Linked DNA regions of Homo sapiens: region 1 is linked to region 2. The links are chromatin contacts, found by Hi-C in ENCODE. All regions are on one chromosome and are shown on one strand. The core of a region is the stretch at or near the end of the contact, and the rest is flanking DNA. Distances in the headings are between cores, read along the strand shown. Region 1 has its middle 26 kb from the start of NR0B1. Region 2 holds the start of MAGEB2 (MAGE family member B2).

The links. Hi-C counts contacts between places; a loop is a spot of excess contacts on that map.
Region 1: a loop to region 2 is called in a map of K562, with 4 times the contacts of the local background. The contact joins the enhancer-like site here to the promoter of MAGEB2 in region 2. A Hi-C loop is called at or near these places in 2 of 168 maps with a recorded cell type or tissue (A673 and K562).

Annotation. Positions count from the first base shown.
Region 1 is chrX:30,282,215-30,285,506 of GRCh38, forward strand. No RefSeq gene overlaps it. Among named protein-coding and RNA genes, the nearest start is that of NR0B1, 26 kb to the right of the region's middle. RefSeq lists a silencer at 78-179, an enhancer at 863-2,062 and cis regulatory regions at 1,212-1,952, 2,043-2,189. Within about 2 kb of position 1,382, at least 6 of the 41 ENCODE cell types and tissues checked have a DNase peak (open chromatin) inside an H3K27ac peak, as active enhancers do.
Region 2 is chrX:30,213,913-30,217,509 of GRCh38, forward strand. MAGEB2 (MAGE family member B2) reads left to right here and starts at 1,651. Exons shown (of 2, transcript NM_002364.5): 1 at 1,651-1,743. LOC107985632 (a long non-coding RNA gene) reads right to left here and starts at 1,608. Exons shown (of 3, transcript XR_001755983.2): 1 at 1,187-1,608; 2 at 123-199. RefSeq lists an enhancer at 835-2,034.

The sequences.
Region 1 (3,292 bases), core at 132-2,631, 68 kb after region 2:
ATTGAAATAACAATGAAGGGTTTAGAATATTCCATAAATGTGGTTGATAAAGCAGCAGCGGGGTTTGAGAAGATTGACTCCAATTTTGACAGAAGTTTTACTGGGGTAAAATACTATGAAACAGCACTGTATGCTTCAGTGAAATATTTGATGAAAGGAAGTGTCAATCAATTCTGTAAACTTTATTGTTGCCTTATTCTAAGAAATTTTAAGCAATCGCCACAGCCACCCCAACCTTCAGCAATCAGTACCCTGATCAGTCAGAAGTCATCCACATGAAGGCAAGACCCTCCACCAGCAAAAAGATGAAGACTCACTGAAGGTTCAGATCTTCATTAGCATTTTTAGCAATAAAGCATTTTTTAAGCAAGGTGTGCATGTTGTTTTTGAGACACAATGCACACTTAATAAACAACAGTAAGTACAATTTTAAAATCCAGTAGGAAATAAAAAAATCTGTGTGACTCACCTTACTGCAATATTGACTTTATTGCAGTGGTCTGGAACCAAACTTGCAATATCTCTTAGGTATGCCTGTGTATGAAAACCTAGATGTTCTACCTCAACATGTATCAGCTCAGCATGTTTTTAAAATTCTTCATAAAACAGGAACACATTTATTCTGAGTATTCAAAGCACTAGGAACCATTTCCTGACAGAGATCTGATCCTAGGGGCTCAGTGAGACCAGTGCCATTGCTGAATTGTACAATCGTTTATTTTCTTTGTGGAGTTTTGCTTCTTGTGTCTCACAGGCAGCAGCTCTCATTGCAGAGCAGGTATCTCAGAGATTGAATGAAGTTAACCCTTTTCTGTCATTACACCATTCTAAATATTTATTCGTCAAGCTTAATTCCTGTCTTCAAAATTGTACATCTCAGTGCTCCCAGTTTTCGCTCACATACTCACCATATGCTTGTCTGTAATTATTATGGCTCATTGACTATTGGTATTTGCTGGATGCTTTCCTCTTATTTTGCTTAATTCCTATTTTTTAATCTTTAGTGCTTTTTGCCTATCTCTGCTTCCATAGTGTTTATTTTGAGCTCATAGCTTATTGGTTTCTCTTTTCATATGTCATTCAAATTTTTTTCTATAGGCCTCACAGAGTTCTTACACAAAGTTTAGTCATCGATATCCTTCAGAAAATTTGTCAATATTTGATTAAACATCCAAAAACCTAGATCGATTGTTTGTTTAAGTTAATGTCCAGAATTGCATTCAATTCATATGAATAGTCACTACATATCAGTTTTGGGTTAATGAAAACATTTATACATTAATGGTCAATATTCCACATGATCACTTAATGAGCATTAGCTGAAGTGTGACCACGAAAACTAGCCCTAGCAACCCCTTGAGTAAAGACTCCAGAGTTTTATGTTGCTGTGCCATGATGATTCATTTGTATGAGTCATGTTTTCAGCAATATTTTTCTCCTTTGTCATTTCAAATTGTTGGTCAGCCTTTGTCACTGTGACTCATGGATTTTTACAAAACACAGAGAGATAGAATGGCTAAGGTCATTGGCTCTCCCTGTCCTTTGTAAAATCTCAATCTATTAAATGATCATTTTGCCTGTTCCACAGTTCACATGGGGATAGAGGGAGATAGATTTTGAAGCAGAGAAGGGAAGAAAAAGAAAGAGATTAAAATTTGGGGCTGAGGTTGGAAAAGGACCACAGGTTGAGGGTCCTGGTGAGAGTAAGGGAACCTATATATAGTTCAGAGGCTGTCCTCCAAGGAGATGACAACCTTCAGAGGGATGGCTTGTGATGAGCTCAGGGAATCTGGACAGGGGCTCCCAGACTCACCAAGTGAGTCACAAACATGTCTTAGAAACAGTGAAACTATCTGACCTGAAGAGACTCTGACCAAGCCTTAATAAAGGCTGAAATTGCATTTCCCGCCAGCCTGGTGGGCTGAAGCTTGGGTTTAAATTCTGGCTTAATTTTATTCAAGCGGGACAAAAAGTGAATATTTCTTGAATATCTGAGCTTAAAGAGTAAGATTCCTCCCTACAACATATGGAAGTTAATCCAAAACTTCTAAGAATTCTCATGCTGTATGTGTCTACATCCAGGACTGATTACAATCCCTCTTAAACAAGTGGCTTCCAAGACACCCATGCTTATCTGCATCAAGCCAGCAGGAAGAGGAAAAACATGGAGGATATCAAGTATATGGTCTGTATGTATTAGCTTGAAAATAGAACATATCACTTCTGTTCATATCTCATTGTCTAGAACTCCATTGTATATCCAATAGAGCACCAACTACAAGGTAAGAAGTTATGCTCAGTGATATATCCTATTTATGTGTCTGGGAAGAAGAAGGCCCTAATTTGTAAAGAGATAGACAGTCTCTTTGGAATTTGTTCTTCTGCCACTATATATTCATTTTTCTTCCCTCATATGGAACACATTCACTTCCCTCCTCAAGCAACTGAAAGTCTATTTCACTCACTTCATCCAGGTGAACATCCAGGACTTCTGAGTGATGTGCACTCTTCTCCATATGATCCAGATACACTTTGGTTATGTAATGATAAATCAGGGGCAGAATAAATGTCATAAAAACTTTTATTTAGAATAGAGAAAAATGAAAAACCCCTAGCAGCCACCGATCTGTGGCAATTATGAAATCCTGCTGAGGTACAAGACATTTCTTGATTAGACCCTGAATCTCTATCTGGGAAAAATTCCCCGGTCCAGGTCTACTGATTGAATTTCCCAATCACTTTTCTTGCAGAAACATACATCCGTCATGCTAGTCTCTACAAAAAGGAATGAGAAATTGCACATATTTAGAGAGCAATTGGAGTGCATAATTTTTTTATATTTTTATGACTTTTTCCAACTTTCACAGTTCTCTTGTTCACGTCTAATTTAGCAGCAATTTATATTTGTGCAACTCACCTTGGGCATTTAAAAGTATTTAATTTTAATGTAAAGAACACTTTATATTGGTACTCATTTTGTATGTGTAATATTTACCTAAAGTATAAAATTACAATAACAAAATAGGCTTAAATAAAATTGTTATTTAACACAGTAGATTCTTGGTAAACATATAACTCAACCAGTCTGAGCTAAGAAAAGTAGGGCATTCTAGACAGGCATTGTTCAATCTATGCTGGGAGACAGTTCAAGTGTTTAACAGAGAGAACGCAGGGTTTCATGTAATCAGGAGTTGATAAGTAGACCTTAGCTAAGAGAATTTCTCCTTTACTTTATGGCCTTGGGGATTTTGCTAAGCCTACCTGAAGCCATTGGTTCTCATTATTTTATTTG
Region 2 (3,597 bases), core at 401-2,900:
GCCAGAACTGTGGGGTCCCAAAAAGTCCAGCTCAGGCTGTCAGCCCTTCAAAGTCCAGAACAGCCCTGGCTAAATGTAGCTCACCACAACTTCCAGTTCAGAGGTCGGCAGAGGGTGAGTACCTTGATCTGATGGGAACAGCCTCAGGTCAGTGGAGGATGGAGTGCCCCAAGACTGGCCAGGTGTCATGGTGAGGACCCTGAAGAGAAATAAGAGAACTGTTATAGGACCAACGAGTTTCTGTGTCAGCTGCAAAGTAACAGACCCACTATAATAAAACAGCAAAGTTTGCAGCAAAGAGTTTAATGATTGCAGGGTGCCAAGTGAGGAGATGAGAAGAGACTCTCAAATTCATCTCCCCAAGGAGTTCTGGGCTGGGATTTGCAAGGAGATCATGGAGGGCGAGGGGCTGGAGAACTGAGGTTGTTGATTCGTTGGGGTAAAGGGGATGAAATCATCAGAATGTGGAAACTGCGTTTTTTTTTTTTTAGTCAGCTCCTGTGGGGTCTTTTGGACCAGCTGATGTCAGTAGGGTCCTTTAGAGCAGCTGGCATCAGTGGGGTCCTTCAGACCAGCTGAGTCATTAGAATCATCAGTATGCAGGACCTTAAGGAATATCTCAAAGAAAAAAAGTTTCATTATGTTAAAATTGTTATCTATAGAGCAATTAAGGGCAACTATAATCTAGTAACAGGATCTACATGATTCTGGGATAATAGGCACCAAACTACTATGAGGAAGCAGGTCAGAGAGCAGCTGACTTCATGATTAATGCTGAATGTTCTGCAAGCTTGGCGTATCTTCATTTATCTCCCTTCCCTCTTCCCTGATTAATTTTATACAGTTCATAGGGGCAGTTTCAAAACCACCCACCCCAGAACAGAGGAGCCCACAAATTCCACCAATGCTGTCACCCTTGGGGAGCCCAGAAGAGAATTATGAGGTGGAGAAATCCCATCAATATGCCTCGTGTGTTTCACAGAGGTGAAGACCTTGGACTAGTGGAAATGGCCCTAGGTCAAAGAGACAAAACCCACGCCCTAACAGGAATCAAGGTGAGGATCCTAAGTGTTACGAGGGGGCTCTCCCCCTTGCAACACCAGCAGAGGGGGCCAAACAGAGCCCCTCGCCATTGTTAGCACCGAGAGGCCCCAAAATAAGTATCTCTGAATCCCCTTCATTCCACCTGTATAGTCTCGGGGAAGGAAGGGCCTTTGTCTGAAGAGGGTGACCCCAGTTGTGCAGAGAGAGAGTCTTGGCTTTCACGGGAATCAAGGTGAGGACTCTGAGGGCGGATGAGAAGACCTCTCCCCAAAAAAGGCACATTCACAGAGCCCTGCCGCTGCTGTCAGGCCTGTGAGGCCCAGGCAGGGGTGGCCTGTTTGGCACGCTTAGATTTCCACAGTGGGGGCTGAGGGAGGTGGGGGTATTGTTTGGAGGCTGGCGGATTTGGGTCAGCACGCATATTCGTCCCAGGCTGCTAGATACTGAGGTGAGGACCCCTAGTGGAGACGAAGGGACCAGCAACGCTAGAACAGTGACGTCCGGTAGCGTCCAGCCGTCAGCCCTCAGACGCCACGGGCTGCCGGATGTGAGTCATCCTGACTTCCGCTTTGAAAAAAAAGACCCGAGCGGATGTGGCTCATCCTGACTTCCGCTTTGGAGGCGAGGACCCGAGCGAGTGTAGGGGGTGCGGCGTCTGGTCAGCCAGGGGTGAATTCTCAGGACTGGTCGGCAGTCAAGGTGAGGACCCTGAGTGTAAACTGAAGAGACCACCCCCACCTGTAACAAAGAGGGCCCCACTAAGTCCCGCTTCTGCATTTGGTCCTGAGAGGCTCCGGTAAAGCCGTCCGGCAATGTTCCACCTGGAAAGTTCCAGGGCAGGGGAAGGGTGGGGGGAGGGGCAGTCGCGGGGGAAGGAGGTTTGGACGCAGGGAATAGGCCTCATTCTGCACGTAGGGTGGGTGTAGGCCCTAACTGAAATCAATTTGAGGGCCCTAAATGTGGACTGAAGAGAACATCTCCTACCCTTAACAAAGGTGGCCTCACTAAGTCTCGTCCCTGAAGACGGCTCTGGGAGGCCCCAGCAAAGCTGTGCCTGGAAAGTCTCAGGGAGGGGAGGGCCTTGAACCTAGGAAGCAGCCCTGCTTCTGCTCATATGGCATCAACCTAAAACCTAACTGGGGTTAAGGTGAGGACTCTGAGTATTAATGAGCGGACCTCTACCCAAAAGAGGAGTCATGCTGGGCAGTTCCCAGGCCGAGGTGACACTGGGTTTTAGATGGTCCCAGGCTGACATGACAAATGCAGAGCAACCTGACTTCCTCTCCCGGGACTAAAGAAGTTGAGGGCTACATCCAAGACCCACATCTGCTGCCAGCAATAGGAAGGTCAGGGCAAAGCTAGCAAGCTGAGATGCTCTCTAGTTTCCTCTGGAGGTGGTCTCAGGGAGGTGAGGGTCTTGGTGTAATGGGGTAGGTCTAATGCGACAGAGAGGCCCAGTCTCTAACAGGAAGCAAGGATGTGACACTGAGTGATGAGGAGGGGACTCCAACCAGAAAGAAGTGCCATATAGAGCCCACTCTTGTTGTCAGACCAGGGAGACCTGAGCATGGCATGTTGAGTTGTACTCACTCTCCCCAAGACATCTCAGAGAAGTGAACGACCCCATTAAAGAGGGCAGCCTGGCCGGGCGCGGTGGCTCACGCCTGTAATCCCAGCACTTTGGGAGGCCGAGACAGGCGGATCACGAGGTCAGGAGATCGAGACCATCCTGGCTAACACGGTGAAACCCTGTCTCTACTAAAAATACCAAAAAAAAAATTAGCGGGGAGCGGTGGCGGGCGCCTGTAATCCCAGCTACTCGGGAGGCTGAGGCAGGAGAATGGTGTGAACCTGGGAGGCGGAGTTTGCAGTGAGCCGAGATAGAGCCACTGCAGTCCGGCCTAGGCGAAAGGGCGAGACTCCGTCTCTTAAAAAAAAAAAAAAAAAAGGCAGCTTGAGGTCAGCAGAGGGAGGGTTTCCAGGTTGTGCCAGATGTTATGATAAGAACTCTGACGACTGCAGGGGGCTCCCACCCCATATTAGTGGGAGCCACACAATCCTCAGTACTGTCAGCTCTGAGAGACCCCAGGCAGAAATGTGAAACAGAGGTGCCCATCAGTTCCCACTCAAGGGTAACAGGGAAATGAGAGTTTTAATCTGAGGGTGGTGATCACTTGTCAACAGAAGTAATGTACTAATTGGTCCATTCTGGCATTACTATAAATACCCAAGACTGGGTAATTTACAAAGAAAAGAGGTTTAATTGGCTCACAGTTCTGCAGGCTGTACAGGAAGCATGATGCTGGCATTTGCTCAGCTTCTGGGAGCAGGGCTCAGGAAATTTACAATCATGGCAGAAGGGGAAGGGGAAGCAGACATGTTACATGGCCAGAGCAGGATCAAGAGGCCAGGGGAGGCGCTACACACTTTTAAATGACCAGATCTCATGAGAAGTCATCGTTAAGGGGAATGGTGCTAAACCATTCATGAAAAACCTGCCCTCATGATCCAGTCATCTCCCACCAGGCTCCACCTCCAACATTGAGGATTACA